Linked DNA regions of Mus musculus: all the other regions are linked to region 1. Evidence: chromatin loops called from intact Hi-C (ENCODE). Cell type or tissue: left cerebral cortex. All regions are shown on one strand. Region 1 holds the start of Wbp2 (WW domain binding protein 2). Region 2 holds the start of Mrpl38 (mitochondrial ribosomal protein L38). Region 3 holds the start of H3f3b (H3.3 histone B).

Region 1 (8,000 bases):
GTCGCAAGGGCTACTCTAGGCAAGTCATCCCGGCAGCTACATCCTACCTCAGAGAGAGTTTTGTGGAATTTGCATGGCCCAGGTCAGGAGAGCGGCACAAAGGGCCAGTATGCTTCTAGAATCCAGGATCATGTGACAGAAAAACAGGCCGAGCAAGGCGCTAACAGTCCCCAGGGTTCAGGGGCCACTGGTGTCACAAGGCTGAAGAAGACACGCACATGACCCTCTGAAAGCACAGAGCCTCTAGTCCAACCATCCTGCTGTACAACTTACCCGGTACGGAGTAAGGTAGACGGTGCCTTTCTTGGTCCCTTTGAAGGCCTCTGGCACATTCTTCATGTCGTTGAAGGTAAGCTCCACATGATCATAGGACATTAGGATGCTGTGAAGAAAACAAAAATACAGTGGCCAGATGACATGCTGTCAGTTATTCTAGACGGGACAGAGTCATTCAGAAGAGTGTCTCCACGGGAGCTATGACGAAACCATCAACACAGCCCAATGGAGAGGAACAAGCCTGGTCTATGAATCTCCCCACATTCTATGTCTACAGCCCCACGTGATCAAGAAGACAACCACCTTCACCTCTGCAGCTGCATCGCATCACCTGGGTTTACACTTTAGTGCGCTCTCAAGTCCTGTGAGTGGGGTTCTGTCTGGGGGTGTTTTGGGGGCAGGGTTTCTTATAGCTCAGGCTGGTCAAAACTTGCTAAGTTCCCTCCTGCTTCCACCTCCCAAGCTGTTGGTTTCCTGAGGTGCTAGGGCGGAGCCTTGGGCGTGTGCTGGTTATGAGGGCACTCCACCAACTCAGTCCCAGCCAGAGCTCTTTTGTCAGTGTTTGTAAAAGCTAATCTACGCCGGGTTGTGATGGCCCAACTTTAATCTCTGCACTCAAGGAGGCAGTGGTGTGTGGATCTGTGAGTTCGAGGCCAGTCTGGTCTATAGAGTAAGTGCCAGGATAGCCAAAGCTACACAGAAAAATGGTCTCAAAACAAACAAATAAATACAAGCCTAATATGTAAATAGCTCCAGGCTCATCCCCAGCATCAATCAATCAATCAATGTATGTATGTATATATGTATGTATGTAAAAGATATGATTCTATATTTGCTTTGGACCCCCTGATGCTGGAGTTACATGTGGTTGTGAGCTGTTCCATATGGATGCTGGGAACTAAACCTGGGTTCTCTGGGAGAACAGGAAGTATTTCTAACTGCTAAACCAGCTCTCCAGCCCCTAGTCCAAGCTTCTCTAGCTGCAGCAGCAGAAAACTTCTGCACATAAAGCCCTTAAGATAGGGGCGCGAGTGCGTGTGTGTCTTTGTGTGTGTATGTACTCAATTCTCTGGGAAGAGTTCACAACTTTTCTTTTTCTTTTTTCTTTTGGAGACAGGGTTTCTCTGTGTAGCTCTGGCTGTCCTGGAACTCACTCTGTAGACCAAGCTGGCCTTGAACGCACAGAGATCTGCCTGCCTCTGCCTCTTGAATGCTGGGACCAAAGGCATGCACCACCACCTCCCGGCAAGTTCACAGCTCTTATCTCTATCAGTGGTTTGTGAATTAAAGATTAATGTTTACAAGTTTAAATTCCAAAGTTTGAGCATCATACTTAAACTTCAATTATTGCTGACACATTTGTTTCAGAAGTGTGGCTCAAGTTATTCCTTAGAACCCTACTGGTAGCAATGAGCTATGAACCAGGTGCTGAGGCCCAGGAGGGTAGATACCACCTAGGTAAGACTCAGTTTAAGAGACAAAAAATTCCCAGTATGGTAGCACATGCCTTTAACCCCAGCACTCAGGAGGCAGAGGTAGGTGAATCTCTGTAAGTTCAAGGCCAGCCTGGACTACCTAGTGAGTCCTGGACAGCCAGGGCTCTATTACACAAAAAACACTGTCTTGGAAAAACAAACAAAAAGGAATCACTCCCAAATAATGAAACTAAAGAGCCCTGGTGAATTCCTTGCACTTAAAAGCCTGAGGTAGGAGGACTGCCTCAAATTCAAGGCCAACCTGGGCTACAGGAATGAAACCATACCTCAAAAACCAGAGAGACTGGTAGAAGTGGGGACAGTCATTAGATGGCATCAGAGTACTTGGCTCAGCCAAAGAACTGGACAAAGTATACCAGAAAACAATGTAAGGTTTCTCAGATTACAAGATAAAAAGGTTTGAGTTCGTATGGTTCCATTCAGCTGTCTCCTCCTGTCCCAAATATCCTTTCTTGGTGCAATAAAAGAGGGGCAGCTCAGGTTAAAGAAGTGGTCACCAGGCACATGTGCTGGCCAGCCCCTTCCCAAGACCTACGCACACGAGGTCAGCAGAACCTGGCCTTGTCACTGCCACCTTCTCCTCTGAGTCAGCTTCCCAGGTGACAAGTCCCAAGATGGGTGCCTGTCTACACTGGGTGTGGGCTCTGACCTCCATCATGTCTCTCTTGGCTCTCAAGTTAATCCAAGCCCGGATAGTGCAAGTCAGGAGAGTCAGAATTCCAAGGAACAAGAAACAAGAGGAACAGAGAAGCCCAGCAGTTCAAGGAGGGGAGAGAAAAAAAGAATCTTAAAGTTGGGAGACCTTTGTTCGGGGAACTGACACAAGCCATTAAGAATTCAAGAGAACCAGGCAAGAGACAAGCCTTTATAAGGGTCACCGGGTTAAGTAGTTGACAGACATTTAGTTCCACCACCTCTAGGGCCTCAGCCTTTCTTTTGGAACTTGAGAAGTTCTGGAATATACGAGAAAACTGTACAGGAGTAGTTAAGCCTATTGACTTTGGGGCCAAGTTACCTTCCTTCAATTCCCCTTCTGTTACTCACAGCACAATGGTCTAAGTTATTTTAACCTCATTAGGCGTCACTTGCCCTACCTGTAAAATGTGTCTAATAGTTTCTGCGGCACAGGATTATGTATTACCTAAGGTAGAGCTGACGCAGCATAGTAAAGACGTAGTGAACGCCTAATAAATAGCAACTATGTTTTAAGACTTCGTTTGGGAAGGGGTTCAAGAAATCACCCGTGGGCCTCACTCGGCTTCCCAAACAAACCCTGACACCATTCTCTGGCCCCACCCCCACCCATCACCCCAGCTGATCAGCACTCCGGCCCTCCCCAACGACCCACCCACTCCCTCCAGCCCCGCCTCCGGCCGTTACCACCCCTTTCTCCCTCTTTCCTCCCCCCCCACGCCCCCCCCCCCACAGCGCTCCATCAATTTCCTTCTCCACCATATCCCACCGCCCACCACACACAGTGGCCGACACCCGCCCTTCAAGTCTCCAGGATCCTTCCGCCGTGTTTTCACCTCTCAGTGTTGTTGACGATCACTCCGCCGCCCTCTGAGTGATTCTTGTTGAGCGCCATAGTCTCTCCCACTGGGGTCCCGAGACTCGCAACGCTCTGCGCTTGCGCTGGTCTTTGGCCCGCCTCTAGTGGCGTCGTTCGTATTACAGTCAGCCAATCATAGTTCCTGCGCGCAGGCTGACCAACCACCTGATCTGGACTGTCACGTGGGGAGAGTTTACTCCCGCTCTCCCTCCCCCAAGTTGCACCTGCATCACAAACAAGCAGCCAACTACAATTCCCAGCAGGCAGTGGTCCGGCAACCGCGGCCTCGCCCTGCGTTTAGTGACGAGTGCATTCTGGAATTTGTAGTCTTTTTTTATATTATAGGCCAGGCTAGAGATTATATTTACAAGACTACTTAAACATTTGTACGCCTCTCTCATCCTAGCTTCCTCATGTTAAGCAAACTCAATCGAAGAAATGTAACTTAAATTTGATGATCTGGTGTATGGTACATTTAAACATTACGTAACCAGCCGTCTTCATTTCCGCAACTGTCATGAGTAGTTCGCGCTTACATTTGGGTATTCATTGCAAACTTACAGAGCAGTGCGAGATGCAGTCCCTTCTACAGTGGACTGGCAAAGCCCGAAAAAAATAAAATACGCCACTTTAATCGACCCAGATCCAGATCCCGGACCCAGAGTCGGACTGTGAACTTCTGGGGACTGAGCGGTCCGCTCCCCACCCTCTTCCCCGCCCAGCACCTGCCGCCTGCCGCCTCGCGATGGCGCTGCTTCCTGCTCTGATCTAGCGGATCCCGCTGCAGAAGTTAAACAGCAGGGTTTAAACAGGACCTAGAATAATTGAGTGGACTGACAAAGCACATGACCAACCGCCAGGTAGGACTTTGAAAATACCACTGACTCGTTTCTGCTAGTGGGTGTCTCCCCACTGCGCTGTAGTGAATCTAAACTCCACCTCTGAGTTGTATCTTTCGCAGGGCTGTCGAGGGTTGGGAGAACTCTTCAGTTTCTGGGTGGCATCTTAGCGTACCTACCCTTAACCTTAAGACACCAGTGTTTGGTTTGAAGCAGACAGCATGGTGCCCTACATCCTGGAACATTGCCACAGATTTGAGGCCAGTTTGGGCTGCATAATGATTTCCAGACCAGCCTCAGCTGCAGAGTAAAACAGTTCTGGGAAATGGCAGGTACATTATTAACTCACAGTGCAAGAGACCCTTCTGTTCGCTTTGGGGTTGTTTGTCTGTTTGTTTGTTTGTTTGTTTGTTTGTTTGTTTTTCTAGGTGCACACTAATAAAAGTCAAATGGCTACAGATTTTTGTTTGTTTGGTTTTTGAGAAAGAGTCCTGAGATTACAGGTGTGTACCACCGAGCCTGGGTTTACAAAGTTATGATGATCAGTTGAGTCCAGTATTCATGCACATCACGAAAAGCACTGTTCTAAGCTGGACTATGTCCCTAGCCAGCCCAGCAGTTTTTAAAGAGCATAGTCCAAGATGGGTATTAGTAATGACGCAATCAGGGATCAGAGGTGAGAGGACGGCTGGGGGTTTGAGCCCTGGCTCCTTGTTTGTGTATTCAATTCCAAACCGTCCAGCGACTCTGTCCCACAAAGATAAAACAGCAACAAATCCAGTAAAAGAAAATCCATAGCCACATCTGGTGGCACACGCCTTTAGTCCCAGCACCCGAATCAGGTGTTCACAATGGACAATGGTCTGTAACTCCACTCCAGGCAGTCTGGTATCTTGTTCTGGCTTCTTTGGGTACCTACATTCACACACACACACACACACACACACACACACACACACACACACACACATACACACGCAAATAAGAAGAAGAAGAGAAAAAGAGGGAAATCCTTTCCCGGAACCTGAGGATCTTTCCTGACACTCAGAGTGTTGCTAACAGGACGGGTGCAGAGTTCATCTCAGGACCCGAGTCTCTGAGAGGGAACACGTTTCTAGGCTCTGATAACACCTCTCGGTGGTTGAGACTCACTGAAGTCACTGGTTTTTTTCCTCTTAACCTGATTGTTATGTTGGGCAGACAACTTACGAACAGCCTTGTTTGGGCCAGTTTCCAACCACTTGACTCCATAAAGCCAAAAGCCTGCTTCCTTGAGCGAATTGTTGGATTGGCCTGGCCAGACTGGTGTTTCCTGATCAACACTTCTGTTCTCTGTAGATAGGAATATTTACGGGTAGGTTAGCACAGGTATCTTTGCTTTATCTCAGCTTCCTCTTTTTTTAAGGATTTATTTATTTATTTATTTTATATGAGTACAGTGTAGCTGTCTTCATGCACACCAGAAGAGGGCATCAGATCCCATTACAGATGGTTATGAGCCACCATGTGGTTGTTAGGAATTGAATTTAGGAAGAGCAGTCAGTGCTCTTAACCGCTGAGACATCTCTCCAGCCCTCAACTTTTTTATTTTTTTATTTTTGTTTTTGTTTTTTTGTTTTTTTGTTTTTGTTTTTTTCGAGACAGGGTTTCTGTGTGTAGCCCCGGCTGTCCTGGAACTCACTCTGTAGACCAGGCTGGCCTCGAACTCAGAGATCTGCCTGCCTCTGCCTCCCAAGTGCTGGGATTAAAGGCGTGCGCCACCACGCCTGGCTTCCTCAACTTATTTCTTAAGAATGTTTTTAATTAGTTATTTTTCTTTTCTTTTCTTTTCTTTTCTTTTTTTTTTTTAACTTCCTTGTTTGTTTTGTTGGTTTGATTTTTTTGAGAGAAGGTTTCTCTGTGCTCTAGCTCATTCTGGAACTTGCCCTGGAACTCCTTCTGTAGACCAGGCAGGCCTCAAACTCGCAGAGATCCGACTGCCTCTGCCTCCAGGGTGCTGGGATTAAAGGCATGTGCCACCATGCCTGGCCTGCTTTTTTTCTGTTGTTTTGTTTTGTTTAGTTTGTTTGAGACAGGATCTTGTTATGTAGCCCTGGCCAGCCTGGAACTCACCTTCTAGACCAGGCTGGTCTTGAACTCACAAACATCTGTCTACCTCTGTTATGCCCCGATCCCGTGGGAAACCGAGGAGAGCTCAGGAAGTGGGCATGAGTCCGATGCAAGTGGGCATGAAAGTCTTGTTATTGAAATGAGTCTTGACTCGGATCTCAAACCCCTACAGAGTAGGTTCGGAGTGCAACCCCCAGCTCAGGTGTTTTAGCACTTACACACAGAGCAGTTAGAAATTCTTTGAATGCTTAGGGTGAAGGGGAGGGAAGGTGGGTCAGGTAAGTCATAACTCAGACAAGATACCATTTGGTGGGGTAGAATTGCAAGGCTGGGAGGGGGATTAAAGATTGTCCTTTGTGGAGCTATTAGGAACTAATTTTATGTCTAGCCATAACTATCTGTGATCTCTGATTACCTCTTTTCTAAGATTTAAGCGTTCATCCCTAACCTCTCTTCTTCAAGGATAGGCACCAACTGCACCTGGTTATCTAGGAGAGTGCTGGCCTTGGTGCCACAGAAAGTGAGTTTTTTTTTTTTTTTTAAAGATTTATTTATTTATGTATTATATGTAAGTACACTGTAGCTGTCCTTAGATACTCCAGAAGAGGGCATCAGATTTCGTTACGGGTGGTTATCAGCCACCATGTGGTTGCTGGGATTTGAACTCGGGACCTTCGGAAGAGCAGTCGGCGCTCTTAACCACTGAGCCATCTCACCAGCCCCCAGAAAGTGAGTTTTTGTCATTTGTCTCTGAGCAGCTAGGGAGGTGGAATGGACCCCCTCCCCAAGTTTGCTGCAAGGGGGAGGGGGAGCAGGGCTTCTGAGGGGCAATGCAGAGGCAAACTGCAGAAGCAAGCCTTACTGAGCTTGCTGTGGGGAAAAGCCTAGGGGAAGGGGGACTTCTGCAGGAGAGTGCAGAAGTAAGCTGTCTGTGCACCTCACCTCTGCCTCCTGAGAGCTAGGGCTAAGGTGCATGTGTCCTGTCCTGCTCTGCCTTCTTCTCCCATTTGTTTTTAGTCTCCTTGTTGGTTGTTTGCTTTGCTTTTGTTTTTAACCTTTCATTGGTCCTTTGTGGATTTCACATCCTGCATCCAGCTCCTACTCACCCTCCCTGTCTCTTCACTCCTGCCCTCCCCCTTGAAACCTTCCACCCCCAAAAGAAAAAAAAAATCTCCACAGAAGAGGATGCCCACAGTCAACTATTGGATGGATCACAGGGCCCCCAATGGAGGAGCTAGAGAAAGTATCCAAGGAGCTAAAGAGATCTGCAACCCTGTAGGTGCAACATTATGAACTAACCAGTACCCCAGAGCTCTTGACTCTAGCTGCATATGTATCAGAAGATGGCCTAGTCGGCCATCACTTGAAAGAGAGGCCCATTGGACTTGCAAACTTTATATGCCCCAGTACAGGGGAACGCCAGGGCCAAAAAATGGGAACGGGTGGGTAGGGGAGTTGGGAGGGGAGGGTGTGGGGGACTTTTGGGATAGCATTGGAAATGTAATTGAGGAAAATACGTAATAAAAAAATATAAAAAAAAAAGAAAAAAAATCTCATGTGGAAGCTGTAGTGTGTCACAGTGCTCCACAGGATACCCTTTTGTCCACACTTTTTTTCCTTGCAAATGTTCATTGGTCTGGGTCAAGGCCTACTGCTACGCTCTCAGTACTGGAGCTTCAATGGGACACTTCTCGGATATTCTGGGGATGAAGCAGCTTTGAACTCTGC
Region 2 (8,000 bases), 51 kb after region 1:
GCCTTTTAGAGGAACCAGAGCTGAAACACGCCACCCTGCCCAGAGCCACGAGTTCTTGGCTCAGGGGAGGGAGAAGCGGGAGGCCAGAGGCCAGTGACCCCCATACACCTACCCAAGTTGATGAATAGCAGTGTCCACAAGGAATCCTTGTCTGCCTCATAGGTCACCTCTGGGGCCCGGGAAGCCTAACAGGGAGAGATCAAGGCAGTGCTCACCCTCGCCAGGGTGCAGTTTCTCTGTAGAGGGCTGGAGCGTGCAGGGGTCCTGGAGAAAGGAGTGTGCACCCCAGCTCAAACCAGGACCCCTGAGAGCTCCTCACAAGTGACAGGGAGAGAGATGTCTGTAAAGCCTGCCGAGCTGCTGTCCTGAGAGCTGAACTATAAAGGCCATGTGCCAAGAGGCATGGTCAGGGAGGTCACGACAGTGGCACCGATGGCTCTTCTCTGTCCTGTTTCTGAAACGTTCATGGTCGTGATTTCTAGGCAGTCACAGACAGTAACAAAACTTCAAACCTAGACCCTGTGAAGCCGCCATGATAGCTGTGCCCATGTATTCACAAAGCTGGGAGACAGGCACGGGAGCAGTACCTCGGTCGGAGTCACTTCATTGCCATGATACACCGGGATCAGGTCCTCTTCTCCCACGGCGTAAGCCACGTGTAGAGGGACCCAGGGCACAAAAGTGGCACCGTGGAACAGGTCTCGGTAGAGGCCATAGTACTCAGCCAGACGCTGCTTGTGGTAGGGCCCACACGTCCTCTCCCACTCTGCCCGCACTGCCTCCAGTGGGATGCTAGCTGGGGGGGGAACAGCATCGTTTGGATACAGTGTGGAGAGGGTGCGCCGGGGTCCCCTCCTCTGGGAGGCTCACCCGTGCGGAGGCGGGCTGCCCGTTCTTCTTCCACATTGGCACGAAGTTCCCGCAGAAAGTGCTTCCGCTCCAGTAGCTTTTGGGTCCGACTGACTCTGGGTGGGGGTAGCCCAATGTCAATTTTGTCTTTGGGATCTAGAGAAGTAAGACATGTTGGGATAAGCAGAGCCCAATCTTCTCTTTAAATTTGAGTCCTTAAGTGTGTGTGTGGTTGTAAATGTCCGTGTGTGTGTAAGCAAGAGATTGAAGTGTTTTGCTCCAACGCCCTTCATTCCACACTGACCCCCAACACCCCAATCAAGGTAGCCCTGGCTGTCCTGGAACTCACTCTGTAGACCAGGCTGGCCTCGAACTCAGAGTTCTGCCTGCTTCTGCATCCCAAGTGCTGGGATTAAAGGTGTGTGTGTGTATGGGAGCTGGAGAGATGGCTCAGCAGTTAAGAGCACTGACTGCTCTTCCAGAGGTCCTGAGTTCAATTCCCAGCAACCACATGGTGGCTCACAACCATCTATAATGGGATTCGATGCCCTCTTCTGGTGTGTCTGAAGAGAGCAACAGTGGACTCATACATAAAATAAATACATAAATATTAAAAAATATTGTGTGTGTGCCACCATGGCTGGCCCTCAGTGTTAGCTTTTTCCCCTGAGACAGGGTCTCTCATTGAAGCTGTAACTTGATTTTTTAGACCGGCTGGCCAGTGTGCTCCAAAGATCTGCGTGTTAGGCCACCCCTTGTGGGACAAGTGGAAGCGTGTCACAGACAAAAACTGGGAATGTTGTATGGATTTAGGAGCCCCGGTGTTCTCATATCTGAGACCGCAGGCGTTTCATCTGCTCCTGACCTGGTTCCTTGAGTACGTGACCACGACACCTCACATGGGGATGGTGACCACTAGTCACACAGCACGGAACAGTTCTCCATGATAATCTGGATGGGCTGGCCCCAAGGATTTAGCCAATGAACCTTCCTGGACATTCCTTCCTGTTTAGTCTCTGGTCTACCCTGAGTAAGTTGTATGCATCCACTGTCACCACCAATGAACAGTATGGACAAGCAAGGACTGTCTCTCTCATCAAGAAGCCTTAGTCATATGGAGATGCCCCACCTAAGTCTCCCACAGAAGGCCCTGCAGCGCTCCAGGACACTCACCCCTCAGCTAAGCAGGACACCCTCCCCCCCAGCTCATCACAGGCCCTGCATGCATTTCCTCAGCCTGCCTCATTTCTCACCCAGGTTGGGGAACTTAGGCTACGTTGGTAACCTAACACCTCCCATCTTGTCTGCCTGAGCAGAGTTCACAACTCCAGTGTTGAAACGGAACTGGGAACCACAACCCCTAGCACTGGGGTTTGAAGCAGACACTGTGCCTGGCTTCTGTGTGGATGTGGGAGAGCCTCACTCGGGTCTTCACGCTCTGAGGGTGGGGTGAGTACAGCAGACACTTTTCCTCACTGGACCAACACCCCGGCCCCAAATCAAACATCATTGTTGAGCAGCCTGACTTTATCTAGTTCTGTCCCCCTGATACTCCAGGAAAGGATGAAACACTTGACCCACTAAGCTGACCTATGCAGTCTGCTTCCCGGAACTGAACAGGGCTCAGCCATACAGCAAATGAGATATAAAGTAAAACTCTGGCATCTGGACCCCAGACTGGGTCCCAGCGTGGGAAACTGAGGCAGATGGGTTTCCTAACTGGTTATCAGAATCACCTTTCAAATGACTCAAAGGTAGCTGGGCTATGGAGGTTTGGTCTGTTGCTGTGTATTGCAATGCTAAATACTGGCTCTGGTTGCCCCCAGGGAGAAGGGATTCTCAGGTAGACCCTAGACACAAGTGATGCTATGTAACCTTGCCCCCAAAGTTATCCCTGATTGGTGAATAACGATGCCTACAGCTGAGCAGAAGGGAGCTAGGTGGGATTTTGGTTCCCAGGCTGGGTGTCTGAGGTGGGGACTAAGAGGGAGGGAGAGAGAGAAAGTGGACACAGAAGATGCCATGGGGTTAGGGACCATGAAAACTGGCCATGAGGGCAGTCCAGCTGGAGGAAGTGTCATATCTCGGGGTTACTGGCAGAGAAGTAGACATAACAGTATTGAGTAGATATGTGCCCAGCTCTAGTGCTTTAAGGCTTTGTGACTTGTATCTAGGAGTTGAATGATCAAAGGTGAGTAGAAACCCCTGACTGAGATTAAATAATTATAACACTGGGCAGTGATGGCACACACTTTTAATCCCAGCACCCAGGATGCAGAGGTGGGCAGATCTCTGAGTTCAAGGGCAGCGTGGTCTGTATGAGTTCCAGGACAGGCAGGGCTACACAGAGAAACCCTGTCTTAAAACAACAACAAAGAAAGAAAGAAAGAAAAACAAGGAAAGAAAAACATGATTCAAAGGTGGTTATGAACACAACACACACCTAAGTCTTTTTTTTTGTTTTGTTTTTTTTTTTGTTTTTTCGAGACAGGGTTTCTCTGTTTAGCCCTGGCTGTCCTGAAATTCACTTTGTAGACCAGGCTGCACACTTAAGTCTTGGGTAGAGTTAGTAATAGTTTTAGGCAGATTTAAGGAGATGGGGCACCAGCTGGTGGCAAATGCTTTTAATTCCAAAACTTGGGAGGCAGAGAGAGGCAGGTGGATTTGTGGGTTGAGGCCAGCCTGGTCTATATAGTGAGGCCCTAATCTCTAGCCAGGCCTTGGTGGTTCCCAGCTGCACTCTCAGTTAACTGGGAGGCGGAACAAGGCAGTCCTCCATCATCCTCGTTACACAGTGAGTTCAAGGCCACCCTGGGCTAATAAGACCCTATCTCAAACAACAAAAACCAAAAAGCCAAATAATGCATCTTTTTGTTTTGTTTTCTTTTCCTTTTTTGTTAATTTTTTCTGTTTTTTGCTTTGTCTTCATTTTCTTTCGTTTTCAAACAATGCATCTTTACTACCCCATACTACCACCTCCATCCCCAAGACAGGGTTTTTCCGTGTGCTCTGACTGTCTTGAAACTCACGGTGTAGATTAGGCTAGCCCCTAAGTCAAGAGCTCCGTTTTCCTCTGCCTCCTAAACGCTGCGATTAAGTGCGTGGGCCTCCACCATCCGGCTGAGTCTCAGTTTTACAGACAGATTAAGCTATGCGTATATCACTTGGACGTTTGCTTAAATTCAGAACTACACGTCTGAGGGGCACGCAGGTCCTTCTCGTTCCGGGGGCCCACGGGGACCAAACTGGGGGAGAATACGTCGCTCCCGCACCTGTCTCCTTCACGAAATGCTCCCGGTAGGTCCGCCACCAGTGCGGGGCGCGCGCCTCCTGCTCCGCCCGGCGGCGGTACCGCTCGAAGCTCCGGTACTTCTCCAGCCGCTCCAGGTTGCTCACGTCGATGTCCTCGTTGGGCATGGGCCCGAGCGGGGGTGTCCGGCGGCTGAGGAAGGCTGCGGGCACAGACAGGGACGTCACGCAGGCTTAGGACCGCGACCGGAGCTACAGAGGCCCAAGAGCTCCACGACCTCACACCACTCACCCGAGGTGCTGAAGCCCCGGCATCTCCCAATTCCGAAAAACGCCGCACGCCACCAGGGCGCCGCCATCTTTCCCCCAGGTCGCCAAAGACGCCCGTAGGACCCAGACAGAGGTGGCCGGAGAGAAGCCTGCGCGTCCGGCGGGAGGCTCCGCCTCCATAGCCCCGCCCCGTGGGAGACCCCGCCCCCCGCCCCGCCCCGCCCCGCCCCGCGGTCTCAAGCTCCTGACGTAATGCTGAAAGTCCTGGGACCTTCCCATTGGCGCAAAGTCTAAGAGAGGTCTGATAGTGCGGGCCCGGAAGATGCCTGTTGGATCGCGCGGGGCTGAGAGCTGCCACTAGGAGGCAGCACAAAGGTACAGCTTCAAGAACAACTATGGGTTTTGACCCCAGGGATCTCACTCACCTTCCTCTGGCCCTGACACAGGGATTGATAGAGGAGGATTCTGGAGTCAGACTTGGGAATAAAACAGGTAATAATAGTGCTCGCTTCGCAGGATTTGCACCTTGGTGCATCTGTTCTCTCTTGATCATCTCCAATTCACAGTTCTAGTGCTCTCTACCGCTTTTTGACCCAGCCTCAGCCCTTCTGCCCTGGAACTCAAGTTTCCAGTATAGCAAAGCTCTACTCCTTCAGCTTCTCCCCAGATCACAAGGTGTCTGCTGTTGTTGTCTTCTCCTTCTGTGACCTGCCGGCCCCGAAGTGCTCTCTCAAGGAAGTCCTGACATCCCCAATCCAGGCCAATGACTGCTAGTTTTTTTGCTAACAGAAGTCTGACCCTTGAACTCACAGTGAAATGCAGTGAGGTCTCGATATCCAGCAGAAATGGCCACAGCTTAAATTCCACAGCACCCAGGCAGCTAAGCCTCTCACCATCACTTCTAATTCCTCCAATAGTGAGCAGCTGCTGTCTGACAAGTGTTGGAGTTCACAGGTCAGGACACCACAGCCTTGCCTTGAGGAGTTGATGGGTACTGAAGGGTTCTTGCTGAGTGTGAGGGGAACTGAACACTTGCAGGGTGTTCATATGGTCTCACTTGCTGTTTTATCCTTTTGTTTCTGAACCCTCTTATATGAGTCTCTCCAGCTCCTCTCTCTGCCCTTGTACTGCTGAAGAGTCATGGTGTCTCCACGAGTGGGTGGAGACTGCTCAGCTAGGTAGCCTGTTCTTCGTTCTGATTCTCCCTGTCTGGGAAGCTCTGAAGAGAGGATCTTGTTTGTATTTCAACTGTTTGAGAGACCTAACAAGGATTCACACATATCCAGCCTGGAAGCAATGGCTCTAACAATATTAATTTTAAATGAGCTAGGTTTTTGCTATATACCCCTGCCTACTTGGCAGTTATTTTGTAGCCTTGAACTCACGACAGTCATTTTTATTTTCTTGTATATTACATCCCAAACCCCAGTTTCCCCTCCCTCCTCTCCTGATTTCCCTGCCTTGGTCCACTCCTCTTCCTCTTACCATGGCCTCCCAAATGCTGAGATTACAGGCGTGTGGTGATACCACACTGCCTCACGTCAGAGATTTGAATTCTTCTTCACATCTTCCTGACACATGTCAAGGTCCCTGGGAGCACTTCCAGTGCCCCTCATGCCACCAGGTGCAGTTCTGCCCTCTGCTCCTTCCCCAGCAGGCAGTCTTCTGACACACTCACTCTTGCCCCCTCTCATCTAGATTGTTACTCACAGCCTCAAATTGGTGTTTGAGACAGGGTTCTCTGTGTAGCTTGGCTGTCCTGGAACTCACTCTGTAGAGCAGGCTGGCCTTGAATCCTGAGGTTTGCCTGCCCCTGTTGCCTGAGTGCTGGGATTAAAGGCATACATGACCACTGCCCAGCATCACTTTTATTTATATTTTTATGAGACAGTATCTTTCAGTGTGTCGCAGACTCTCCTAATTCTCAAGCCTACAGCCTCCGGAGTGCTGGGATCACACCTGTCACTAGCACAGCCAGCCTCCTGAGTGCGGGATCACACCCGTCACTAGCACAGCCAGCCTCCCGAGTGCTGGATCACACCTGTCACTAGCACAGCCAGCCTCCCGAGTGCTGGATCACACCTGTCACTAGCACAGCCAGCCTCCCGAGTGCTGGGATCACACCTGTCACTAGCACAGCCAGCCTCCTGAGTGCGGGATCACACCCGTCACTAGCACAGCTAGCCTCCCGAGTGCTGGATCACTGCTGTCACTAGCACAGCCAGCCTCCCGAGTGCTGGATCACACCTGTCACTAGCACAGCCAGCCTCCCGAGTGCTGGGATCACACCTGTCACTAGCACAGCCAGCCTCCGGAGTGCGGGATCACACCCGTCACTAGCACAGCCAGCCTCCCGAGTGCTGGATCACACCTGTCACTAGCACAGCCTGCCTCCCGAGTGCTGGATCACACCTGTCACTAGCACAGCCAGCCTCCCGAGTGCTGGGATAACACCTGTCACTAGCACAGCCAGCCTCCTGAGTGCGGGATCACACCCGTCACTAGCACAGCTAGCCTTCCGAGTGCTGGATCACTGCTGTCACTAGCACAGCCAGCCTCCCGAGTGCTGGATCACACCTGTCACTAGCACAGCCAGCCTCCCGAGTGCTGGGATCACTGCTGTCACTAGCACAGCCAGCTAAGCTCACACTCTTCCTAAGCTCGCTTCACTACTCAGGAAGACCAAGGTTTTGGGGAGTCTCTTTGCATTGCCTGTCATCCCATGTGCTGGAAGTCACCCCCTTTCCCTTTGGGAGATGGCAGAAATGCAAGGTGGCCCCATAATGCCAGCTGATCCTTTCGACCCACGATTCTCCATTCAGGGTTAACTTGGGACTGCTTATGTGTTAGGAGGACTGAGTCCCAGCGGGTACCATGCCTGCCTTGTATATCACATTCTCCCCTGTGGGGCATCAAGGAGATGTGGTTGAGCCTGCGACTTGGCCTGGGCACAACTCAAACCCTGGCCCTGCTACTTGTCACTCCGTGCAGGGTTTTTGCAATCCCTGAAGCTCTCTTTCCACCCTTGAGACAGGAATGGAAAATTAACTTCTCCAGGTGTCCCGAAGGTGCCAGAGAAAAGGGTGTAAGATGGCCACTTCAATAGGTCAGCTTTCTCCAGAGGTGGCTGCCTGTTCTGTGGTTTGTTTTCCAGCAAATAACAGGAGCAGTAAGCAAACATTGTATTCTGTTTTGTTTTGAGGCAAGCTTTCTCTACATAGCCCTGGCTGTCCTAGAACTCACTGTGTTGACCAGGCTGGCCTCAAACTCAGAGATCCACCTGCCTCTGCCTCCCAAGTGCTGGGTTTAAAGGTGAGCGCCACCTCTCATTCCGCAGTCCAGGTTGATGGTTTGGAACTTCCTGTAGCTCAAACTTGTCTTGAACTCTGGCAATCTCATTCCCTCAGACTCCTGAGTGCGAGATTACACATGAGAGCCACCACATCTGGCCAGGACAATCGTTTTCTAATCATTAAGGACACATTACAGGGGGCACTGACATAGGAACATAGCAGAATGGAGGCAGGGGCAACTCAGGGAAAGACATTTACCTCCACCGGTACAGCCCCAGGTTTGATGCAAATCCAAAACAGAAGTCGAAACAATACAACAGTTTAATGGGTCGGATAGCA
Region 3 (8,000 bases), 64 kb before region 1:
TTTATTTATTTATTTATTTATATGTAAGTACACTGTAGCTGTCTTCAGACACCCCAGAAGAGGGTGTCAGATCTCATCTCGGATGGTTGTGAACCACCATGTGGTTGCTGGGAATTGAACTCAGGACCTTTGGAAGAGCAGTCAGTGCTCTTAACCGCTAAGCCATCTCTCCAGCCCTATGTTCCTCCTTCTGCCCCTCTACCTGGTTCCAGATCTTCAGGCTCAAGTCTGGATGCCTGCCACCAGGCAAAAATGTGTTTTCAAGATCTCTAGGAAGTGAAAAGGCAGACAGCTGGCTAAGGGCATGGTTTGCTCTTCACTGGCCACTCCTGGACGTGTCCTGCCTCTGGTACCTCACTTCTTGGCCAGCCACTGGCCAACCAGTTTGAGTGCCTGAGGACAAGAGTGGAGTCAAGCAAACCTTGACTGGATGGCCTAGCTTGTGAACCTTTTGAAGGCAACATCTGCACTCCAAAGTGGTAGGCCAGAAACCAGGCTCACCCAGTCTTCCTCTCCATCTCTCATCAGTTACTGGTAGACACTGAGGCCATATTCCTAGTTAAGATTTAAAGGAAGGGCTGGAGAGCGGTTAAAAACACTGACTGCTCTTCCTGAGGTCCTGAGTTAAATTCCCAGCAACCACATGGTGGCTCACAACCATCTGTAATGGGCATCTGATGCCTTCTCCTGCTGTGTTTTATTTATGAAACAAAATATGCCTGCTAGTGGGACCAGAAAAAAAAAAGAGCACTGACTGCTCATCCTAAGGTCCTGAGTTCAATTTCTAGTAATCACATGGTAGCTCACAACCATCTAAATGGGCATCTGATGCCTTTTTTTTTTTTTCAAAGATTTATTTATAATGTGTGAGTACACTGTAGCTGTTTTCAGACACCCCAGAAGAGGGTGTCAGACCTTTTACAGATGGTTGTGAGCCACCGTGTGGTTGCTGAGATTTGAACTCAAGAGCTCTGGAAGAGCAGTCAGTGCTCTTACCTGCTGAGCCATCTGTCCAGCCTCTGATGCCCTCTTCTGGTGTGTTTGAAGACAGCAGCCAATATAAACCATTGAAGCCAGTTTTGTTTTTTTTTTTTTTTTTGGTTTGGACATTTGTCCTTACACCAAAAGCTCACTTCTACTGATTTGCCAGATATAGGCAGTTAACTTTTTATTTTATTTTATTTTATTTTGGTTTTTCAAGAGAGACAGGGTTTCCCTGTATAGCCCTGGCTGTCCTGGAACTCACTTTGTAGACCAGGCTGGCCTTGAACTCAGAAATCCACCTGCCTCTGCTTCCCAAGTGCTGGGATTAAAGGTGTGGGCACCACTGCAGGCTTCAGTCCACCTCTTTACTGAAAGTGCTGCGGGGGAGACCATACTACACACACAGGAACAAAGCTTCCCTCAGCATTTTGTGAGGTTAAAAAAAAAAAGAAAACAAAAAAAAAAAACTCATCAACTTTCCCTTTCATTAGATCCCAGTCCAAGGACAACTGTCTAGGACCAAAGACAACCATGCTTAGGCCCTGTCTAAGCCTAAGTTGCAGTTTAGTTACCTTCAGACTTTCCAATAACCAACATGCTCCAAGCCACAGACTTGGTTACTATAGGTAGCAACTCAACAAGCCAGTCGCTCAGGGCTGCCTCAGACTTTACTCAGCCCAACATAAAACAATGTGGTCAGAACTGTTTTCATTGTACTAGACTATGCTACTGCCCCTTCTAATTAATACCATGTCCATTGAGGTACATACTTATCCAAAGGGACCTAAAGTTCTAGGTGTGGCAGTACACACCTTGTAACTTCTCCTCAGGAGACTGAGAAGGGTAAGCCAGTCTGGGATACATGCAAACTCTTACACTTCTTTAGCTACTAAAGCTTCACTAGAATGCCTTGCTGAATAGACTCGGGTCCATTTTTATATTTATGCACACTAGCACTCCTTAGCAATGTGACTTATCAATGAGTCGCCAAATACACAGAGAAGTAGGAAGACTCGTAGTTAGAAGGGGCTCAACGATTATTCAACTATATGTAAAGAAAAAAATCCGTACTGGTTAGAGGCAGATGGATCTTGAGTTTGAAGCCAACCTGCTGCTCTACAGTGGGAGTTGTGGCCAAGGCTACAGAGAAACTGTTTCCCCAGGAAAAAAACTCCAAACTTACTAGTTTATTTGTAAGGCCTATTAGAAAGATCCAAAACAGCAAACTTAAAATTTCAAATATTCTAAAACCATGGGAACAAACATGTATTGTAGTTATTAAGCCCACCCATGAACCACAAGCAGATTTTGTCAGACTCATGAATTGTGTCAGCAAATACTTGCATTTTTAGAGTGTATTGGATGTTCAAATGCTTTCTGTACTTTAGCCTTTTCTACCAAGCAAATAGCTGAATCTAGGAATCTCGATTCCATATGTATTAAAAGCTTTGTATATTCAATTTAGGTTTGACACTTAGTTGAATAAACAAGTTTATTTGTAAATTTAGTCAACATACATAATTGACCTAAAAACTTCAATAGGATACTTTTAAAAACCACTTGAAGGCCATCTCTATAAAAGGGATTTTGCCAGTATAGTAACCAGGTGTAACCTAACCCATCTTCATTGGCAGAGGTCCAAGAAGTTGAAGCTGTGTTCTTACTCCCATGTTTATAAACTCTACAAGGAAAAACAAACCTTGTACAGTTTTCCCCCTTAAAGATTAAAAAGAAACGAAACCGAACTCAATCTAGGCCTAAGACCAAACACAATGAAAAGCTGCACTAACTAGATTAGTAATAGATGATGCTGGTGTGAATAGCTTGTTATTTTACTCTAGAGCCCTTATAAATAAAATCCCCGTTAGTGTTGTGTTACCAGCCAGAGGGTCAGGGGTTAGTGAACATGTGGTAGAATGAGGACTTATGCAAGGTTTAATACGCATAGCATTTTTCTACTGTTAAAAACAAATGCAGTCTAGTCAGGAAATACCAACTGGACTAAATTACACACACCTTAATGACAAGACTCCCCACCACTTGTGAATGTAAAACATTTAATTTAAAAATGTTGAACACTACAATATATAAAATAGCTATTATAAATGCACATAGTGTATTCTATAGCTGCCAGGTTTACTTTTTTTTTTTTAAAGGAAACTGTTACACTGTGGCTAAAACTTGTATCTTCAACCTTTGAAAAAGCCCACATTCTATCACAGTGATGTATGGTTAAACACTTGGATCAAGTCATAACCAGTTTTATTGCAAAAGGACCCTGTACACATTTATCAATTCTAGTACCTTAATAGCTACCCAACAAGTCATTAACATACAGAAACATGCATCATGAAAAGCAAGAAGTATCACCCATCCCTTCTGCGTATTAGCAACTTGTCACTCCTGAGCCACAGTGCTCACATCACTGAGGTCTGTGAACAGTCAGTCACTCTTCCCATTCATCCTGAGTGAAAGATGGAATGACTTAAGTACAAATGCAACATATTATAAACAATTTCTTACAAAAAAAGTCACAAATTAAACCAAAGTATTTTACAGAATTTACTACAAAATGCCATAAAAACCGCTTCAACTTAAGCTCTCTCCCCCCGTATCCGGCGAGCCAACTGGATGTCTTTGGGCATGATGGTGACTCTCTTGGCGTGGATGGCACACAGATTGGTATCTTCAAACAACCCCACCAGGTATGCTTCGCTAGCCTCCTGTTGAGGACAAGAGCAACAGCATTAACACTCCTACTGGAGCAATCAAGCCGCCGCCCCGAGTGCCACCAAGCCTTTTGTCCCTTTACCTGAAGGGCACCGATGGCTGCACTTTGAAACCTCAAGTCGGTTTTGAAATCCTGGGCGATCTCCCTCACCAATCTCTGGAATGGCAGCTTCCGGATGAGCAGCTCAGTCGATTTCTGGTAACGACGGATCTCTCTCAGAGCCACGGTCCCTGGCCTGCAGTCACCAGAAGAAGGAAGGCGTCAACGGTCAGGGAGAAGGGAGAGAGCGCCCGCCCGCAAGCCGGCGGCCAAGTCATTGTTCCCAGCCCTCTGCCTACCTGTAGCGGTGAGGCTTCTTCACCCCGCCGGTAGAGGGCGCGCTTTTCCGAGCCGCCTTGGTGGCCAGCTGTTTGCGGGGGGCTTTCCCACCGGTGGACTTCCTAGCGGTCTGCTTGGTTCGGGCCATTTTTTTTCACCTGCGAGACAAGCGACGTTCAAGGCCAGGTCACCGGGCTCCGGCTGCCAGGCGCCCCTCCTCGCCGCAGCAGATGGCGGCCGCCGCCTCCTCCCCCTCCCCTAATGACTCAGGCTGCGCCGGGCTGCGGCCTCCCCCGGGAGGGGGAGCGCGGGGAGGAGCAACTTCCCGCTCCACGGGCGGCCGGAAACACCGCGGCGGGACCTGTGAGTCACCACCGGGAAGCAGACAGGACGGAGGTGGCGGAACGCGACCGAACTCGACCTCCCGGGCTGCCTCACCGACCAGACCGTCGGCTGCCAGCGACCGCGGTCCTAAAAGCCAGGGAGGCTCCGGCCGCCGGCAGAGCCGCGAACTCACCCAAAGCCGAGTCTGGGGCCCTTGCTGAGACCGAGGCGACGCTGGAAGCGCTCGAACAAGAGCCGCAATCGGCGAGCAGAACGGGCAGATACTCCACCAACGAACGACCAAACCGCTCTGCGCTCCAAGCCCCCCGACGCCTCCATATTTATAGAGACGCTGCACGCTGCGTCAGTGCGTCACAGAACCCTGATTTGCATACACCAACGACTTTTTCGATTGGCGGGAGCTTTCGCCGACGCGCTGACATCTCCCGACACAAAGGCCGTACTTCGGGGCCGTTTCCTGATTGGCCGGTGTTCAGGCCACTGATTGGCTGTTACAATTGCTTCAGGATTGGCTGGATGCAAAGAGGAACAGACGAATCAGAGTTTAGCACTAGGGAGCTCTTCTGATTGGATAAAATGGAGCTATGTTTGGATCCTTCTCTTGGTTCCAAAGCTCTACAATAGAAAGTCAATGCAAATGAATTGCACTAGTCTCCTGGAATTTAAGAAAGTTGGGTCGGCAAGAGTCTACGACTTTTTTGCATCAAGAGACCATTTTAGAGAGATTTTGCGTAAATATAATAATAGTAATTATTACTATTATTTTAATGTAGGATGAAATTATTCCCTGAATAATTTACTTTCTGTAATTTTCATCGTTTAATATAGTATGAGAAATGTAATCCAGTCAGTCATCTTACAGCATATAGTGTTTTGTGCACTGTAAATGCATACACATTCTAAAGCATAAAGCAATTGTTTGATGGGGAAGGGTAATAGACACAAAGAATCAAAATTCAAAAAAATTATTTCCGAGTTGGGTGGTGCTGCAGGCCTTTAATCTCAGCTTTTAGGAAGCTCAAAGGCAAGCAGATTTCTGTGAACATGAGGCCAGCCTGATCCACAGGGGGTGGGGGGTTCCAGGCCAAGCAGACCTACCTACAGAGATCTTGTCTTTTATAAATCCTGGTTTGTTTGTTTTTTCTCCAGGACTACATAAACCAAGCTCCAGGTGCATGAAGGTAATATCAGAGATGGAATCAGGATCCAAAATTCAAGGTCATTCACAGCTACTTAAGTCAAGGCCAGTCTAGGATATATAAAACAGTTTCAAGAAAACAAAAAACAACAAAAGGGGACTGTTCCTTGCATCCTAGCGCTCTGGAGGCAGGCAAAGCCATGTGAGTTTAAAGGCAGGACCACACCAGCAAAAGCTACCCAGGGAGACCGTGTCTCAAAACAAAACAACAAATACCTATTTTTGCATGTTTAATTCAGGCCATCACAAAATATTTTATTTCAATGTACTTAGAGTTAATAAGAAGTTGTCAGGCATGCTGGCACACACATTTCTTTAATCCCAGCAACCTGGAGACAGAGGCAGGTGGCTTTGAGGCCAACCTGGTCTACATAGAAATTACAGAATAGCCAGAGCTACTTAGTGAGTCTCTGTCTTAAAAACCAACCAAAGGGGGCTGGTGAGATGGCTCAGTGGGTAAGAGCACCCGACGGCTCTTCCAAAGGTCTGGAGTTCAAATCCCAGCAACCACATGGTGGCTCAAAACCATCCTAACGAGATCTGACTCCCTCTTCTGGAGTGTCTGAAGACAGCTACAGTGTACTTACATATAATAAATAAATAAATCTTTAAAAAAAAAAAAAAAAAAAAAAAAACCAACCAAAGAAGTAGTAATTACCTGCTTGTATATTTCTTGAACTATTTAATTCGACTGCATGAAATAAATACACCGGAAGAGTAACAACCTCAAGAGGGTGTCATGTCCATAAGGAGAAGATAATATAAAAAATGGGTGTCCTTGTGTAATATTTGGTAATTATTACTTATGTCAAAAACCTGACAGATTTTAGAAAGATGTCTGAATGTTTTGCCTGGTTGGTGCCCGTGGGAGTTAGAATAGGGTACTGGATTTACGGTTGGTTGTGAGCCACCATGTGGATGCTGAAAATTGAATCCAGGTCCTCTGCTAAAGCAACAAGTGCTCTTAATTGCTGAGCTATGTCTCCAGCATTATAAAAATACCACTTTTGGGGACAGGGATTGCGGTTGCAAGTTTGAGTTTGAGGCCAGCTTAGTCTACAGAACAAGTTCCAGGACATCCAGGGTTACATAGAGAAACCCTGTAAAATCCCAGTCTTTATCTTGTTTAATGAATTATCAGTATAATGAAATATTCAAATATAAGACAACAAAGCAAGTCTAAGTGTTACCAGTCAAAGCCCAGAAAAGTGAGACCTACTGCCTGCAAGTCCCCATCTTCCTGCCTTGGTGCCTCCAGAGTGCTGGGATTTCAGATGTGTCAGTGAGGACATGTGCCTACTCCTTTCCCTTTGAGACAGGGGTCTCACTCTGTAGCCCAGGCTACCCTGAAAATCACTATGTATTCCAGTATATCTTGATCTTGTGACTATCCTCCTGCCTCATTCTTCCAAAGGATGAGATTGTGAGATCTCCCACACTTGGCTCTGGAGTCCTCTTAACAAGTACCATACAGCTTTAATTATTAGACCTAAGCTGTTACTGTTTTTGGAGATAGGTTTTCATGTAGCTGAGGCTGACACATCTATCTATCTATCTATCTATCCATCCATCCATCCATCCATCCATCCATCTCAGGGATCTGAGTGCTGTGGTTAAAGCCCTGTGCTAACACACCTTTCCTTCCTTCCTTCTTTCTTCCTTTCTTCTTTAAAAAAAAAAAAGATTTATTTATTTATTTATTTAGAGACAGGGTTTCTCTGTATAGCCCTGGCTGTCCTGGAATTCACTTTGTAGACCAGGCTGGTCTCAAAATCAGAAATCTGCCTGCCTTTGCCTCCCAAGTGCTGGGATTAAAGGCCCGGTTTTCTTCCTTCCTTCCTTTCTTTCTTTCTCTCTCTCTTTCTTTCTTTCTTTCTTTCTTTCTTTCTTTCTTTCTTTCTTTCTTTCTTTCTTTCTTCTCTCTTCTCTCTTCCTCCAACTCCCCCCTCTTCTTTTCTTCTTCACCACCATGGTGGCTGGACTCACAGTGCCCCATCTGCCTCTGGGGTTAAAGTAGCACACTGCTATGCCTGGCTTCCACACTCATGTTCTTGTGTTTTGAGAGATGGTCTTATTAAGTAGTCCAGGATGGACTTCAACTTGTGGAAATCCTCCTGTCTCTGCTTTAGTGCTAGGATCACATGCATGTGTGGAAAAAAATTACCGACTTATTTTTCCCTGGCTTTTATTGTCAAAGGAAATCTAAAGCCTGCCCCAGGAGAGAATAAGATGTAGATGTAATTAATTCATTCATCTAAGAGAGACTAAAGAAGCCAATCCCTCTCTTATTTAATAGTTATAGGGTTTTTTGTTTTTTGTTTTTTTTGTTTTTCCTTTGTCCTGAATTGATCGATGGGAGGGAAAGCTGCAAAGGAAATGGGGAGGAGCTGAAAGTACAGTCAGATCAACACAAGACAAATAAGC

Evidence for each region. Hi-C counts contacts between places; a loop is a spot of excess contacts. Peaks named below come from ENCODE experiments on the same cell type or tissue, not always from the same donor. Only the 100,000 strongest peaks of a DNase experiment are listed, where the experiment ranks them.
Region 2: a loop joins it to region 1, with 4 times the contacts of the local background. A loop is called at or near these places in 23 of 42 quality-filtered maps.
Region 3: it touches region 1 in a loop (6-fold over the local background); 19 of 42 quality-filtered maps call a loop at or near these places.

Annotation. Positions count from the first base shown.
Region 1 is chr11:116,083,566-116,091,565 of GRCm38, forward strand. It overlaps Wbp2 (WW domain binding protein 2), which reads right to left and starts at 3,430. Exons shown (of 8, transcript NM_016852.3): 1 at 3,302-3,430; 2 at 274-382. The coding sequence starts at 3,360. In left cerebral cortex, CTCF peaks have their summits at 3,426, 4,057 and 5,620 (motif pointing right); DNase peaks (open chromatin) are centred at 3,512 and 4,012; H3K4me3 peaks cover 2,341 bases; H3K27ac peaks cover 2,034 bases.
Region 2 is chr11:116,134,321-116,142,320 of GRCm38, forward strand. It overlaps Mrpl38 (mitochondrial ribosomal protein L38), which reads right to left and starts at 4,548. Exons shown (of 9, transcript NM_024177.3): 1 at 4,391-4,548; 2 at 4,122-4,301; 3 at 871-1,005; 4 at 588-796; 5 at 113-185. The coding sequence starts at 4,457. It overlaps Fbf1 (Fas (TNFRSF6) binding factor 1), which reads right to left. Exons shown (of 31, transcript NM_172571.3): 31 at 7,965-8,000. In left cerebral cortex, CTCF peaks have their summits at 4,182 and 4,713 (motif pointing right); DNase peaks (open chromatin) are centred at 4,262 and 4,551; H3K4me3 peaks cover 1,310 bases; H3K27ac peaks cover 978 bases.
Region 3 is chr11:116,019,829-116,027,828 of GRCm38, forward strand. H3f3b (H3.3 histone B) reads right to left here and starts at 4,676. Exons shown (of 4, transcript NM_008211.3): 1 at 4,551-4,676; 2 at 4,054-4,191; 3 at 3,797-3,950; 4 at 2,133-3,707. The coding sequence starts at 4,181. The coding sequence ends at 3,579. In left cerebral cortex, CTCF peaks have their summits at 1,003 (motif pointing left) and 4,076 (motif pointing right); DNase peaks (open chromatin) are centred at 928, 3,777, 4,338 and 4,820; H3K4me3 peaks cover 2,370 bases; H3K27ac peaks cover 2,068 bases.